Linked DNA regions of Homo sapiens: region 1 is linked to region 2. Evidence: chromatin loops called from intact Hi-C (ENCODE). Cell type or tissue: body of pancreas. All regions are shown on one strand. Links, peaks and the distances in the headings refer to the core of each region. The heading gives the core; the rest is flanking DNA.

The links. Hi-C counts contacts between places; a loop is a spot of excess contacts. Peaks named below come from ENCODE experiments on the same cell type or tissue, not always from the same donor. Only the 100,000 strongest peaks of a DNase experiment are listed, where the experiment ranks them.
Region 1: it touches region 2 in a loop (3-fold over the local background); 104 of 110 quality-filtered maps call a loop at or near these places.

Annotation. Positions count from the first base shown.
Region 1 is chr16:71,407,818-71,416,154 of GRCh38, forward strand. LINC02136 (long intergenic non-protein coding RNA 2136) reads right to left here. Exons shown (of 3, transcript NR_146574.1): 2 at 7,048-7,178; 3 at 2,624-2,717. Among named protein-coding and RNA genes, the nearest start is that of LINC02136, 14 kb to the right of the region's middle. RefSeq lists enhancers at 4,205-4,706, 4,780-4,869. In body of pancreas, for the core only: a CTCF peak has its summit at 5,081 (motif pointing right); DNase peaks (open chromatin) are centred at 4,644 and 5,094.
Region 2 is chr16:71,495,635-71,503,971 of GRCh38, forward strand. No RefSeq gene overlaps it. Among named protein-coding and RNA genes, the nearest start is that of ZNF19, 10 kb to the left of the region's middle. RefSeq lists a silencer at 4,239-4,398. In body of pancreas, for the core only: a CTCF peak has its summit at 4,326 (motif pointing left); a DNase peak (open chromatin) is centred at 4,337; H3K27ac peaks cover 1,967 bases.

The sequences.
Region 1 (8,337 bases), core at 269-8,268, 88 kb before region 2:
AGTGGAGACTTCAAATGCATCCAACTCTTCCACCTCTGTCTCCTGCTGGTCCTTCTCCATAAGACCCTTCTCTGATCTTTCCTCTGAATGAGGAACTACTAATTCTGAGGCTTGTGGTTAAACAGAAATGTATTCACCACAAATGAAGATTATCTCAAGATCTTGCTCCCCACAAAATTAACTGTTTCATTTTAATTGTAGCTCATATTTTAATAGTAAAGGACTGAAAGGTTTATGTTGCACTTAATGCTCTCAAAAACCTTTAGGGTGTTTGTTTGTTTGTTTGTTTAGAGACAGGATCTCACTCTGTCACCCAGGCTGGAGTGCAGTGGCACAATTATAGCTCACTGCAACCTTGAACTCCTGGGCTCAAGTGATCCTCCCACCTCAGCTTCCTGCATAGCTGAGACTACAGGGGCATGCCACTGGGCTCTGCTGAATTTCGTTTCTTTTTTTTTTTCCTCTCTTTTTTTTTTTTTTTTTTTTGTAGAGACAGGGTCTCACTATGTTGTCCAGGCTGGAATCCTTAAGGTTTGCATAACGAGAAACACAGTAAGAACCAAGTTCCAGTTGATCAGGCTGCCCTACCAGATTAAGGAACTCGTACTTTATATCCAATGGGGCTGCAGTTTGGAAGCCCTGTAGTCGTCGACTTTCCCTTTAAGCAGTGCACAGAAATAGGAAGAGATCAATAAAGCCCAGAAGAGAAATCTTGCCAAACTTCAACACAGCAAATAACAACCACTTATCGAGGGCTCAACTCCACTAGGAACATCACAAAGCAGCAGTTCTCAGTTGGGGGCAATTTTGTCCCACTCTCACCTCCCCAAAGACATTGAGCAATGTCTGAAGACATTTTTTATTGGTGAAACGAGGTGGGGATGGGGTGGAGGGTGCTACTGGTATCTAGTGGGTAGAGCCAGAGATGCTGCTAATCACCCTGCAATGCACAAGTCAGTCCACAACAACAAGGAATGATTTGGCCCCACATGGCAAGATTCCCCAGGTTGGGAAACTCTGGTATAAAATAAAGGCACCTGAAACACGCCCCTGACCCCAACCCCAGGCATCCAGTCTTTATGTCATGATCCCTCTGAACATCTTAGTTAAGCTATTGCCTTTGCTCCTAAGGGAAAAAAAAATATTTATACATGCATACACAGAAACAAAGCTTTGCAATTTTGGGGGGCAAGGTGACAGAGCAGGGGCCTTGCCATTGTGGACAAGCACCTTATTTTAAAATTCATCTTAATCAAAAACCGCCTAAAGCCAAAAGGCATCAGCCTAATGGCTAAGGTCGGCATGACCAGAAACTACAAATAACATCTCCGACCAGAAACATTCCAAACTCCTCCCCAACCAGAGACATGCTAGCCCCAAGATAACCCCCCTCTGGCTGGGAAGATGCCAGCCCCAAGATAACTAACCTCCCTCCTGCCGGAAAGACGTCAGCCCCAAGATAACCTCCTCTCTGCCCAGAAACATTCCGACCCGGCTATAGACTTCTCCCTGACCCAAAAACATTCCAAGCTTGTGATAAGACCCTCACCCTAAAACCAATATATACTTTTAGTCTGTAACAGAAAGCGCCCCTGACCAAAATCGGCCAGAAGCCCCTCCAGGTTTTATCTAAAGTAAACCTGTCTTTAAAAATTTCATGTTTTTTTCCTCTTTCTTTAACTCTTACACAAGTGTTCATCAATCCCTGATGCCCATTCAGGAACACTCCTCAATCCCAGACACCCAAAGATACTGAAGTCAGGTTCTTTTCCTTTTTCTTTTTTTTTTGTCTCGCTCTGTCACTCAGGCTGGAGAGCGGTGGCGTGATCTCAGCTCACTGCAATCTCACCTCCTGGGTTCAAGCGATTCTCCTGCTTCAGCCTCCCGAGTAGCTGGGACTACAGGTCTCCATCTCCTGACCTCGTGATCCACCCGCCTTGGCCTCCCAAAGTGCTGGGATTACAGGTGTGAGCCATTGTGCCCAGCTGAGGTCAGGTACTCTTTTTAGCGAGTATTCCCATTTTAAAAAATCTTTTTAAATAAAAAGAACCTGGCTCCAAAAAAACCATTTGCATGTATGATACCTCATTGAAACCTCAGAGCCATCCAACCGGGTCAGGTCTACCCGAATTGCCATGGACAGAGAACAAGACTGGGGCACCGAGAGGTTTAGATGACTTTTCTGTGGTGACACAGCCAGTGAGTGGCAGAGACACAGGAATGCCACCCCACCCCTGCTCTGGCCACCACCGGCACTCCAGGTTCTGACACCCCATGCCGTGGAATCGCACGGTGGGATCCCAGCTGACCCAGGGTGCTCCGTCTCCACCCTGGCTTTCCATCTGGCCCACACAGGTGAAGTGCAAAGGCTGATCTCAGAGAAACCATCAGAGGTACTATCACACTGCCTCATCAGTGACAGTCACTCTCCTGGCCAGGTGCATGGGCGTGGATGTGGATCACATCAGGTGTGGAACAGAGGCAGCGCACTCCTCGAGCCCCAGGTGTTTGTGGGAAGCCAACCATACCCTGAATCTCTCCTAGGTACAGGTAGGCCCAGGTGCAGCTCTGACAGGCTCGCCACTCCCGGGCAGGAAACCTCCCAGCCTCAGTCAGCTCCTCTTAATCAGCCCCTCTTCATCTCCAACCAGGATCACCAGTCTGCCAGGCCCCTTCCTGTGCTCCTCAGGAGGCCAGCAGTCTGCCAATATCTGGAACTTAATGAAATGAGAGTAAAAGTGAATCCCTGAGGTTGCCTTATTTTTCCTCCATTGAACCTCTTTCCAGTTCCCTCAGTCTCTCTCTGCCTTTGTTTTATAGTAAGAGGCTACATTTGGACCAGGTGAGCTACTGGTCACGCAGGAGTCGATCTTGCTGTCCTCCTCTGGCTGGACACTATGGCCTGGAACTGACTTCCAGCTCAGGAGTTTGAGCCCAGGAAGCTTATCCTCTGTTTTCACATGCTAGTAGTCACCCTTTTGGTCTGATTGCTGTTGAAAACCACGCAATACAACACCTGCAACTCTGTCGGAAGCCTGTGACAATCAAACTGCATTCACCCAGACTGTGTTCAGAGGCGCATATGTCTTAGAGTTTGCAAATGCATATATTCAAGTCTAAAATCTGTGTTTCAGAAAGCAACAGCCAACCAGATTTAGCAAGTCCCACCCATTTGCCGTAGGTACACCAGACCAATTTTTTAAATGAGTAAAACATTTTTTTTTTTTTTGAGACTGAGTCTCACTCCATCGCCCAGGCTGGAATGCAGTGGCACGATCTCAGCTCACTGCAACCTCTGCCTCCTGGGTTCAAGCGATTCTCGTACCTCAGCCTCCCAAGTAGCTAGAATTACAGCATGTGCCGCCATGCCCAGCTAATTTTTGTAGTTTTAGTAGAGATGGGGTTTCACTATGTTGGCTAGGCTGGTTTCAAACTCCTGACCTCGGCCTCCCAAAGTGCTGGGATTACAGGCATGAGCCACCATGTCCAGCCAAAACATTATTTTAAAGCTAAGCTCCCCACCCTCTTGCTATTCCTTTGGTTCCCCTCTCTCCCCGGGACAAACCCCATTCAACTCTAACATGCATCCCATCTCTGGATATTTCTCACTGTTACAAGGCAGTCATGTAGCCAGGACCACCGTGTCCTGATGTCTAGTGTGTTTGACAACTAACAGAAAAGGGATTTGGCGTTTTTATTTTATTTTGAGACTGAATCTCACTCTATCACCCAGGCGCAATCTTGGCTCACTGCAACCTCCACCTCCCAGAGGCTCAAGTGATTCTCCTGCCTCAGCCTCCCAAGTAGCTGGGATTCTAGGCATGCACCACCACATCCAGCTAATTTTTTGTATTTTTAGTAGAGAAGGAGTTTCACTGTGTTGGCCAGGCTGATCTCGAACTCCTGACCTCAAGTGATCCTCCCACCTCGGCCTCCCAAAGTGCTGGGATTACAGGCATGAACCATGGCGCCCGGCTGGAAAAGAGATCATCCTGTCCACAGCTGGGCCCTATTCGGGATCATCTCTTAGGAGGGCCCTAGCTCCTTTCCTGGACTGTATCTTGTCCCCATGATTGAACAAGGGTGGCTTTCAGGAAGAGGATGGGGAAAGTCCAGCCCAGAACCAGGCCCTACAGCAGAAGGCAAAAAAAAAAAAAAAAAAAAAAAAAAAAAGGTGATTCCCTTGACTCTGGCCCCCTAAGGGCAATGTGAGCCCCCCAAAACCATGAGTCCAACTCCCTGTTGTCTGGGGAGCAGCACCACAGCCCAGGATGGCTTGGGGGATGCATTGGATGAGGGAGAAGCAGGCCCACAAAGGGGAGATGAATGTGTCAAGATCACACAGCCAGGCAGGGCACAGTAGGGACTAGACCTGTGCTCAAGGTACTGGGCCATTTTGCATTTCTGAATGGGCAGCAGCATCAGAACCTTCATACTCCTCATACCACTGACGGCAGGCTCTGTGCATGGGGATATCCTTGACCCTGCACCTGGCACAGAGGGAAGCCAGCCAGCTGCGGACAGTCACGCCCTGGGGCTCTGAGCTGCTCCACTGCACCTGGGGCATCCTGCACCGGGGTGGACAGTTCCCAGTCAAGACGACGAAGACTAGGAGACCCGACCTGGGAACTCTACGTGGCGCCAGAGTGCCCCCTGCTGGCTGACCGCCAAGCAACCCAAACCTCACGTCTGCATCTAAGACTTCTCTTGACTCCCGCCCAGGAGAGCTGAGGGTTGGGTTCAGCGCCCACCTTCTCCTAGGAAGTTTCTCCTGGACCTGCTCTATCCAACCTCTATCTCAGCTGCCGACTACAGGGCCCCCTGCTGTTTCCAGTTCCTGGCCCACCCAGAGTTTTTCCTACTCATGTGGGCTACCCCCAGGACACTGGGAGCGAGGCCCTTGTTTAAGGAATCGTCTTCAGCATCACGGCAGAGGAGGAGCCCACCCATGTCAGGGTGAGTGCTGGGGTCTCAGGGAAGCCCGTCCACCATGGGCAGCGACATTATTTTCCCAATTGTTCTGCGATTCCCATCTCTCTTGGGAACAGGGCTTGCGCTCTGACTGTGAGTGAACAAGATGACCACAAGGGGGCAGCAGAGACAAAAAGCTTCGCCTGAAAACCATTTGCTAAAGTTCTCCACCCACGAGGTAAATCAGTTCCCAGTCCTGGCTGCACACTGGATTCACCTGGTGAGCTTTAAACACTACCGATGCCAAGTTCCCACCCCTACAAATGCTGAGTTAATGGCCCTGGGGTGCCATCCTAACATCTTTTTACAATCTCCCAAGGGAAACTTTAATTTAAAATGCAGAAGGCAGTGGAGGAGGGAAAGAGCGACCTTTCAGGCCATTCTTCTATCGGGCTAGGGCTGAGGATCACTGGGTTAGACCCTTGTTAATGCAAAGCGTGGCTCACGGACCACCAGCATCAAGGTCACCTGGGAGCTTGTTAGAAATAAGGACCTGCCCCAAACCTACTGAGTCAGAATCTGCAATTTAACAGATTCTCCAGAGAATTCATCTGCATATTAAAAGTCTAAGAAACTTACGGTCCTCTTTACCAAAAAGGCACTAGGGAGGTCCTGGTCCAATGCCATATGTACAGTCTGTGGATGCACAGATTAAAGCCCCGAGGCAGGAGTCCCTTTGCCCAAGGTCATTGGCCATGTATTCAGTGGGATGGCACAAACCTGAAGGCCCTGACTCCAGGACCAGTGCACCTTCTCCCACAGCACCCTGCTCCTCCAACCCAGAGGTGGGCCTGGGCACAAGAGGGCAGGAAATGGTGGCAGGAGTTTGGTGGGGTCTTTGAATTTCCCTGTTAGCACGTGTCCTGTGGGGATCCCAGGGATAGCTAAGATACCATCCCTGGCTCAAGGAACTTCTATCCTCATATCTAACTCTGGACAGACGCACTTGGTATCAGTCAAACACAACCTCTTACCTTGAGTCACGTACTAGAACCATCTCTAAATCTAGCAAAACAGAGGAGGGAGAAAAAGACTAGTTTGGATACGTAGCCTGGAAAGGTTTCCTGCAGTCCAGGCAGTGCAGGAGGAGGGTGGGTTAGGTTTCAGGGGCCAGTGGAGGAGGGGGCTGCATTTCAGACCAAAAGACCAAGATGAATGAAGGGTATAGATATACAGGAAAGGATCCACATGACCAGGGCATAGGTAAGGGCTGGGAAGTTGTGGGAGATAAAGCTGGGATGGGACAGGGGCTCGCGGCACAGACCAGACCCTAAAAGCAGGCAGAGCACTTGGCCAGGTAGAACCAATTCAGACCCTGGGCTGGAGGCCACAGAGAGCCATGGAAAGTGTTTGAGCCAGGAGAGGAGTCTGGGCCTTGGAAAGACCTTCCAGCATCAGTCCTGTCAGGTTTTGGAGATGATGCAATGAAGAGAGAGGCTACAGGAACCCTCATCCTGAGAGCTCACTGAGTACACGGATCAAGGCTCATTCATCTCAAGGTCACCAGCATTTGCCAGAGTATTAGCCCCTGGAAGGTGACCTGCAAACAACCATCTCTAAGGGAGACCAGCCTTTAACCCAAGGATGATTTCATTCTTAAGGTCCAGGCTGGGCACGGTGGCTCACGCCTGGAATCCCAACAGTTTGGGAGGCCGAGGCAGGCGGATCACTTGAGACCAGGGGTTTGAGACCAGCCTGGGCAACCTAGTGAAACCCTATCTCCACACACACAAATATATATATATATATATATATATATATATCCGAGTGTGGTGGCACATGCCTGTACTCACAGATACTTGGGGGGCTGAGGTAGAAAGATTGCTTGAGCCTGGAAGGCGGAGGTTGCAGTAAGTCAGGATCGTGCCACTGCACTTTGGGCTGTGTGACAGAGCAAGACCTCATCTCAAAAAAAGTAAAATAATTAATAAATAAATAAAACTTAAGGTCCAGAACAGGAAACGTAGGTCATACTCTTGGGACCTTGAGCTTGTTACACTGTGGGGTGGGGATGACCATAGAAATTCCCTTGTGAGATTACAGTGAGACTCACCTGTGATAATGCGTGTTACCTACCTGGCATCTAGGTGAGGCTCAATGTCATGGCAACTCCATTCTACCTGCTTTTCCCAGGGCTTCTGTGACTTTGCACCATCGTAGTAGTCTCTGGAGCCCCTTGAGATTTCCCTTCAATCTCTTCTTGCCTCCTAATTAACAGCAGCATTTATTGAATGCTTTGACCATATTAAAACACTTTGCATATGTGAACTCGTTTGGTCCTACAGTCATGCCTTGATTCATTCTCTAAATTTTTATTTATTTATTTATTTTTTGAGACAGAGTTTTGCTCTTGTTACCCAGGCTGGAGTGCAGTGGCATGATCTTGGCTCACTGCAACCTCCCCACCTTCTGGTTTCAAGCGATTCTCCTGCCTCAGCCTCCCAAGGATTACAGGCGCCCGCCACCATGCCTGGCTAATTTTTGTATTTTTAGTAGAGATGGGGTTTCACCACATTGGCCAGGCTGGTCTCAAACTCCTGACCTCATGATCCACCCGCCTTGGCCTCCCAAAATGCTGGGATTATAGGTGTGAGCCACCGCACCCGGCCCCATTCCCCAATTGAAAGATGAGAAAACTCAAGGGCAGAGCTGGCACATGAGCATAACAGGGACTTGAATCTGATTACTGGCTCAAGCACCCCTCTCCTAACTACTCTTTCTCATGGCCTCCAATGTGTGACTGACCAAGACTCTCCCCTGGCCACTCCATGACCCTCAGGCCACGATCTCCCTCCATAACTCCTTCTCTGACAGTTGAGGGGGCAAATCTCAAGTCTTTGTTCTGAGCCTTGGTCTTCTCCTTTGACCAACATAACCACATGTCCAGAGACCAGTGGGCTAGATCCACATGGACATCTGTCTTCACCTGAAACCCAACCAGCCCCAACTCTAGTCTGAGCCTTGGGCAGCTTGCCCTTGGTCCCTCCACTACAGTACTGAGTTCATTCTCTCCGGAAGTCTAGTTCATCAAGGCCCTGCTGGTTTCCACCCAGGACTGTGGGATCCTGGAGGACAGGCATCTGTCCTCAGGTGCCTCTCACAGCCCCAAGCACAGTAAGTGCTGGACTTACCTCTTCTCTAGCCAGCATCCCTCCCAATTCACCTATTTCAGCTCACAGTGCTACCCTCCATCCCTTGACCCATCCCTCTCCAACAGCTGCCTCATCCCCCAATGGTCCTCTCTGCTCAGAACCACTTTCACCTGCCTCTTAGATTGTTCACTCCCTGACATTCCACCCCACCAACTGCTCCTCCCTGCCCTCCAGCAGGCTCAGGTGAAATCCAACCCCACCCGTTTTTATTTAT
Region 2 (8,337 bases), core at 152-8,151:
TCCTACAGAATTTCTCCCATTCTGTGTTTGGCTGTGGTGTTATTTAACATCTTGACTTGTTCCCCACCATGTTTAGTGTGAGTTGGTAGTGTGATCCAGGAGTTTGATTTTATTTTATTCAAGTCCAACTCTAGTGGCTCCTCGCACACTCTTCCTAAACATCTTTGTTCTCCTTTTTCTCTTTTTCAATATTTACTCAATATTCTCAGAAAACTCAGTCTCCCTCTCTGCCTGTTCATTAAATGTGTTGGAAAAAAAAAAAAGACCTTGGTAATGGGTAATTATAGTAGACGAACTAGAGATAAAACTTGAATGTGGAATGGAAAACTCTATTTTTGCTTTTATTAGTTTTAATTAATAATAATAACTGTACATACCTATGGGATACTGTGTGATATTTCAATACATATATACAATACATAATGATCAAATCCACATAATTAGCATATCCATCGCCTCAAACATTTATCATTTCTTTGTGCTGGGAACATTCAAAATCCACTCTTCTAGCTATTCAAAATACAATAAATTATTGTTAATTATAGTCATTCTATTATGCTTTAGAATGCTAGAACTCAGTCCTGCTATCTAGTTCTCCTTTTGTATCCATTAACCAAATTTTGGCTCTCTCTGTATTTTGTTTTTAATGACCATAGTTTTAAGAGATCAAGTTTTAAAGCCCTTAGACATTCCCAGGAGGCCTCTTCCATAACATCTTCAATAAACTCCTAATTCTCCAATGGCTATCTATTCAGCAAATATTTATCGAGGTTTTACTGGTTATGTGCCAGGTATCATTCTGGGGATAGAGCAGTGAATAAAATAGACAAAAAATATTTACATTTATAGAACTTGCATTATATTGTAATTAATTTCTCTCACATTATACCTGCTGTCTTAATAAAGAGAATGAAATGGAAGAAATTTTTTATTTGGTATTTGCTAATATTGTAATTGTTTTGTTGCACTGACATATACATATAACAAAATTGCTCCATTATGGAAAAACTGATTTTCATTTCCAGGTAGTGACTTAACCACCACTTAAGATGCTAATTCACTTGGAAATAGCATTCTGGGGTGCAAAATTAATTTCCAAATTAACTTTGGAAGATGACTGTAAGTTTTATAAAATTATGGAAGTTTATGAAAAACTAACACTTTTTAACAGCTAAATAAATTATCAAGGTAGGCTTAAATGTAAAAAATGAAATCAGACAGTATTAGAAAAATTATTTTCTCGTACTTCTGCTTATACCAGTAAAAGCCTCTATTAAAAAGTAAGAGTTGATTTGGGAGGCCGAGGCGGGTGGATCACCTGAGGTCAGGAGTTCAAGACCAGCCTGGCCAACATATAGTGAAACCCCATCTCCACTAAAAATATAAAAATTAGCTGGGCAGAGTGGCACACGCCTGTAGTTCCAGCTACTTGGGAAGCTGAGGCAGGAGAATTGCTTGAACCTTGGAGGTGGAGTTTGCAGTAAGCTGAGATCGCACCACTGCACTCCACCCTGGGCAACAGAGCGAGACTCTGTCTCTCAAAAAAACAAAAACAACAAAAAAGTTAGAGTTGAAAACCCTAGACTAGGCCCTTCAGCACTGGAATCAGATCTAAGTGTATTAGAACAGAAATTTACCAATTAGTTTTCTTCTGATTCCAAGATGATCCTTTGAAATAATTTATCCTCAGGATTTGGCTTACTCACAGAGAACATCCATTTCCTACAGTAAGGTGACTCTCAAATAAAATGAAAGTGAGCTACAGGAATCTAACAACCCCTCAAAAATCTTCCGGAATCTAATCAACACCAAATAGGAGGAAGGGCCATTGGTCAGTTCATTTGCAGAGATTTTATTACATATCTTTGTCCTACAAGTTTCAGACTGGCTGGGCGTGGTGGCTCATGCCTGTAATCCCAGCACTCTGGGAGGCGGAGGCAGGTGGATCACTTAAGGTCAGGAGTTCAAGGCTAATCTGGCCAACATGGTGAAACTCCATCTCTAATAAAAAATATAAAAATTAGCTGGACATCGTGGTGTGCACCTGTAGTCCCAGCTTCTCAGGAAGCTGAGGCAGGAGAGTCACTTGAACCCAAGAGATGAATGCTGCAGTGAGGCAAGATCGTGCCACTGTACCCCTGGGTACAGTGTCTGGGTAACAGAGCAAGACTCCATCTCCAAAAAGAATAAAAATAGAAGTTTCAGACCAAAGTGCCACCTTGGTTTTTAGTTCTTTGTTCTGAGCTAAGCATATTAGCTTTTATTTTTATACGTTCTTGTTGTTTATCTTCTACATTTCTTTTTCATGCTCCCATCTTGTGGAAGATCCCTCTTGTGCAGATTTGGATGCTAGACCTGCAAGCGAGAGAGTGAGTGGCTCCTTGAAGATACTGGCAGTCCATGGAGAGTTAGCATGTGTGGAGTTTGGGCTCTAGTGCCTTGTTTTCTAAAGATGGTGTTTGGTATAGTTTGGATATGTGTCCCTGCCCAAATCTCATGTTGAAATGTAATCCCCAGTGGTGGAGGTGGGGCCTGGTGGGAGGTGACTGGATCATAGGGGCGGAGTTCTCATGAATGATTTAGCACTATGCCCTTGGTGCTGTCCTTGCGATAGTGAGTGAGTCTTCCTGAGATCTGGTTGTTTAAAAGGATGTGGCTCCTCCCCGCTCTCTCTCTTGGTCCTGCTCCTGCCATGTGATGTGACTGCTTCCCCTTCAACTTTGGCCATAATTGTAAGTTTCCTGAGGCCTCCCCAGAAGCTGAGCAGATGCCAGCATCATGCTTCCTGTACAGCCTGCAGAACCATGAGCCAATTAAACCTCTTTTCTGTATAAATTACCCAGTCTCAGCTATTTCTTTATAGCAAGGTGAGAACAGCCCAACGCAGTGTGCCAGCACTGTTCTCTTCCCCTCTTTTCACTCCGCACACAAAAGTTCTGCAATTCTGTGAATTTACTGTGTTTTTGTTCAAGTGTCTTAGCAACTTCATTCAGAATTTCAACATGCCATTTTAATCTGCTTCTCCCTCCCAAGCCTGTTACCTTGAAGTAGTAATTAACTGTCCTCATGCTTTTTCTTATTTTACTTGCTTGTCATTGATGGTGTTCTGAGCTACTCTTCCCTTGAGCTTCTTTGTTCATTCCTGAGGTCTTTCTCTTCCCTCTTCTCCCCGAGCACACCCAAAGTTTTCATCTAGTTAGTGATTTGCAATGTTATGCCCTACTTCATCTTTTTTTTTTTTTTGAGATGGAGACTCACTCTGTCACCCAGGCTGGAGTGCAGTGGTGTGATCTCGGCTTACTGCAACCTCTGCCTCCTGGGTTCAAGCGATTCACCTGTGTCAACCTCCCGAGTAGCTGGGACTACAGGCGCCCACCACCATGCCCAGCTAATTTTTGTATTTTTAGTAGAGACAGGGTTTCACCATGTTGGTCAAGCTGGTCTCGAACTCCTGATCTCGTGATCCACCCACCTCGGCCTCCCAAAGTGCTGGGATTACAGGTGTGAGCCACTGCGCCCGGCCTACTTCATTTCAAATATTTAATTTTGGGTCTTTTCCAACATAGATTGAAACTTTTTTGCATATTTATTAGCTTTAATAATGTAAATGTGGTCTCATACTGGGTAGAATTATCTTATTTGTTGCTCCTCGTACAAACTTCTCTGATCCCTGCCAGGCGAGGTATCAGAGCCCCAGCAATGGCAAGTGGCTGGCTTGCAGGTGGTAAAAAAGAATTTACAGTATAGGTTTGAAAAGGAAAGTTTTATTAGATAGAAAGAACACTGCAGGAGAGGGCAGTGAGGCACTTCAGCAAGAGAGGACTGAGCGTGCTGGTGGATTTTCCTTAGGGGTATTTATGGACCTTAAAGCAGGAGCTTAAGGGTAATGTGGACCACATTAGCAATGTAGGTCATGAAAAATGATCACATTTGTAGACATTTTAGTGCCTTGATGTCAGCAAGGGATGCACAATGAGTTTCAACGTGCATGGATTTCGGAGATGTATAGAACTCCTAGTTACTTATAAATTTAGGGGGAAGAAGTCTGGTACCAGATGCCAGCTTTAGATAATAGGCAAGTCTAATTACTTTCTAATTCCTCAGACAGGGAGTTTTGCCTCCAGATGGTCTGCCTGATGGCCACCAGGTGATCTTTGCTCTCCTCCATCATTATTACTGTCGTCATTTTTGAACCAGACCATATTCTGGCATCAAGAGGGAAGAAAAATTAACAATCTCCAACCATTTGAAGAGCCTGACTCTGTCCTGAATATTGAACTGCACTCTGAACAGCAGCTACATTTACTTGGCACAATGGTGACATCTAGTGTCAGCGGGATAAATTTCAGCTAGCTCTGCGATTTACCAGAAATTTAAGCACAGGGTCTCAGTGCCTCAGGATCCTCACCTCAACTTCCTTCAGGGCCAAGAAAATGTTTCCTTCCAATTTGTAATTTGCCTTTGGATTTTCTTAACAATTGCTCTTTAATTTTATACATTATTGGGTTTAAAATTAATGTACAATAGACCAGAGATGTTTAGAGTGTACAATATGATGAGTTTTTGACCAGCAGAGAACAAAATAGAAAAATTAAAAAAACCCTTGTCCTCATAGAGCTTACATTCTTAATGGCCAAAATTATGTCACATGGCTGCTCCTAACAGCAGAGGAATCTGTAAGGCAAGTTTTTTTACTTTCTTGCTTCCATAGTAGGAAGAAGATGGAAAGGGGGGGTTTGCGTGAGCCCATCTACAATTCCTGCCACAGTGAGACAGAGAAGCACTCAAATTACATAAGTGCTTATATACAACAGTTAAGGTTAAAGCATGTTTCAGAAGTATCGACATGCGTGTTCTTTACATCCGCCCTATTTATTATTATTACTACTATTATTATTAACTTAGATGCCTTCTTATGTGATGACATGTAAATAGATCCTCTAGCACAAGACCTTGATCCACAGAGGACCTCCAGTCAATGATAGACATTATCTTAGCACCAATAACGTACGCCCTGTGGTTTTCTAATGTTGCTTAGAGCTTTCATTATTTGCATACCTTGTTCGCTGTAAAGGTTCTCTGTCTACTATAAGCTCATCTGGCTCATGACACCCTTCATCTGGCTCATCAAGGTGTTCACAGCCTGTTTGTTTTCCAAACTCCCCTTGATGGAGAGAAACAGATGTCTACTAGACAGGATGAGTGGGTCCACTCATCTGGCTCAGAATATATCCATTCTTACTGAATCAATATTATATCACAGTTTATAAAAATGTACTCCAAAATTTCTGGGACTTACCACCAGGCTACGCTTTCCAAGGGAAAATCCATCAGAGCACTGGTTCTCAAACTTGGCTGCACATTGGGATCACCTAGGAAGTTTTTTAAAAAAACATAGTGCCTAGGACCCACCCCGCAAAACAGTGATTCTCAACTAGGTGGTTTGCCCCACTACTAGAAATACATGGATATGTCTTTTGGTCAGTACAACTAGGTAAGTGTGCTACTGGCATCTAGTGGGTAGAGCCCAAGGGTGCAGTTAAACAACCCACAATGCACAGGACAGCTCCTACAGCAAAGAATTATCTCGTCCCAAATGTCTATAGAGCCAAGGTGGAGAAACCCTGTCCAAAGATACAAATATCCATATGCATTCAGCCTGGGTGTGGGATTTTTGAAACCTCCCCAGGTGATTATTCTAGGCAGTAAAGCTTGAGAACCACTGCTAGAGACATGTTCCTAGAGAACATTCAATCATATGGCTAAATTCCTCTCAACCCCTTGCCATTGAGCTTGAACTGAAAATTTTCCATTTCTTCTTGTTTGATTTGGGAGTTGTTTGTTTGGGAGGTGAGGGTGGTTGGAAGGAGGAAGAGCTAGTTGCTTTTGTGAGAAAGCCTAGGTTTCCCACAACATGCTAGAATGGGTATCTCTGTAAATAGAAGTCTAGCTGTTATTATTCACCTTGTGAGTTGGCCTCCCCGGCATAGCTCAAGAGGATCATTAACCACTGTCAAACACACATGTCCTGGGGTACGGGTCACTAGGAATTACATGTGGGAGAAGCAACTCCTTTGCAAATGAGCACTCCCTAATGTTTCACAGAATGACAGCTTCTCCCACTAGGGACCTCCCAGGAAGGGCCACTGCAGTTGTGAAACTCTAGGGGGAACCAGTCACATAGAACACAATGTGAACGATGCTCCCAGGCTTCATGGCCCTCAAAGTTAATTTTACATTCACCAGAATGCCTAGCCTTTTAAATCAGTCCCATATATACATAGAAAGAGAGGGTGTCTCACTCTATTGACCAGGCTGGAGAGTGGTGGCACCATCACCGCTCACTGCAGCCTTGACCTGCTGGGCTAAAGCAGTCCTCCTGCCTCAGCCTTGCGAGTAGCTGGGACTACAAGTGCATGCCACCATGCCTGGCTAATTTTTTAATTTTTCTGTAGACCCAGGGTTTCACCATATTTCCCAGACTAGTCTTGAACTCCTGGCCTTAAGTGATCCTCCCACCTCAGCCTCCTAAAGTGCTGGGATTACAGGCATGAGCCACCGTGCCTGGCCCAGTCCAGGCTACATGAAATATTTAAATATTTTGCCTACGTGAAAATATTCCACTAGCTCTCCATATGTACTTTGACATTTATTTATATTATCTCAGATAATGCTAGGATAATATATGTTACTCTCTATATATGTATATATACACACTATATGTATACATGCGTATTTATAGATAATATTTAAAATTTGTAATGCAAATAGTGTCGTATTTTACAAGCCAACCTACAACTTGCTTTTTTCACTTAACACTCTATATTACCCACTTAGCATGCCCAGATATGTAGATATATGTTATTCCTCTAACAGCTGCAGAATATTACATTGCATGGACTTGATTTTAAAGAATAGTTGCATATTAGATGTAAGTGGAATGAACATTGGCATTTCCTGAGCCCCATAACATGACACTGAAAGGACAAAAAGGCTGCAGATTCACAAGGACAAGAGAGTGAGAAAGGAGACAAACGCAGATGAGAGATGTTCACAGTGTTTCGGTGATACCAGGAAGCAAGCTGATTCACCCAGTGGAAAGGCTCAGGGATCGGGCATCAGAGACTTCACAAGGCAGAGGCGAGCCATGTGACAGACGTATAAGGATCAATTGGACCCACCGATCTCATTCCCACCTGCAAAGCCCAAAGACCTCTCCTCCCAAACTTTGCAATATAGGAGCTTTATTCTCTGGGGAAAACACCAGCAGAGGGCCAGATGGAGACAGTGGATTTAAAACAAGGAGATGATTAAAAGTGTGCATGCTGAACAAACATCACAAGGCGTTGCCACTGCCCCAGCTCCATTCTCCCACCTGGCTCTCAAAACATTATCAAGCAGGCTTATACTGTCTGCAGAGGAGCCTTAGAGGCAGTGAATAACCCCAGATAAACCTACAAAACATCTGGGGTAAGGGTCTATCAGCGAAAAAAAAAAAAAAATGCCATAGTCTCACAATTTCTTCTTTACCACAGAGGACTGGGTGTGATTCTAGGACCCCAAACACAGCCATGCCTACAGGTAGCACAAACATAATAGAAATGACAAGGAAGAAGAGAATTTCTAGAAATAATGATCAAGAGCATCGGGGATATTTAGCACTAAAACTAGTGATCCAAGGGACATGCTGGTAGGAGGTCATGGGGAACCATGGAGAATGTCAGACTGAGATGGGCAGGGATGAGGGCAGAGCAGGAGCAGCACCCAAGATGTCTACCTCTTAATTCCATCAAGGAGACAAGAGGGACTCGACAGAGCCATCATGGGACAGAGATCAACAGTGACCAACCTGATTCAGCAGCCATCTGGTGTACCTACTATGGGACAGAGATCAACAGTGACCAACTTGATTCAGCAGCCACCTGGTGTACCTACTATGCGCCAGATTCCGTGTTAGGGAGCACGTACGGATATAGGAGTAGGATGCTGTCCAATGATCTAACAATGCACCTGTGGAGATTGCCACTCACGGTGTTCTCCGCTTTCCTAGAGTCTGGAGACTCTCTCTTCTTACTTTCACAGCTCTTTGGCCATCCACAAATCCATTTGCCCACACGCTTCCTGGTTCCTTCACTTTCCTCCAGCCTGACACAGACGTGTCTTTCCTGGTGCACTCCCACTAAAGAATGTCTGCGAGGATAGAAGGTCCCTTCTGGTTGTCATGACAAACCAACAAACTAGCATGGGAAACACTCACTGTGTGCAAGGGACTCACTTTGGCATTCAAACTTCATCGTACAGAATAAAGAAAATGTGGTTCATCTATGCCATGGAATA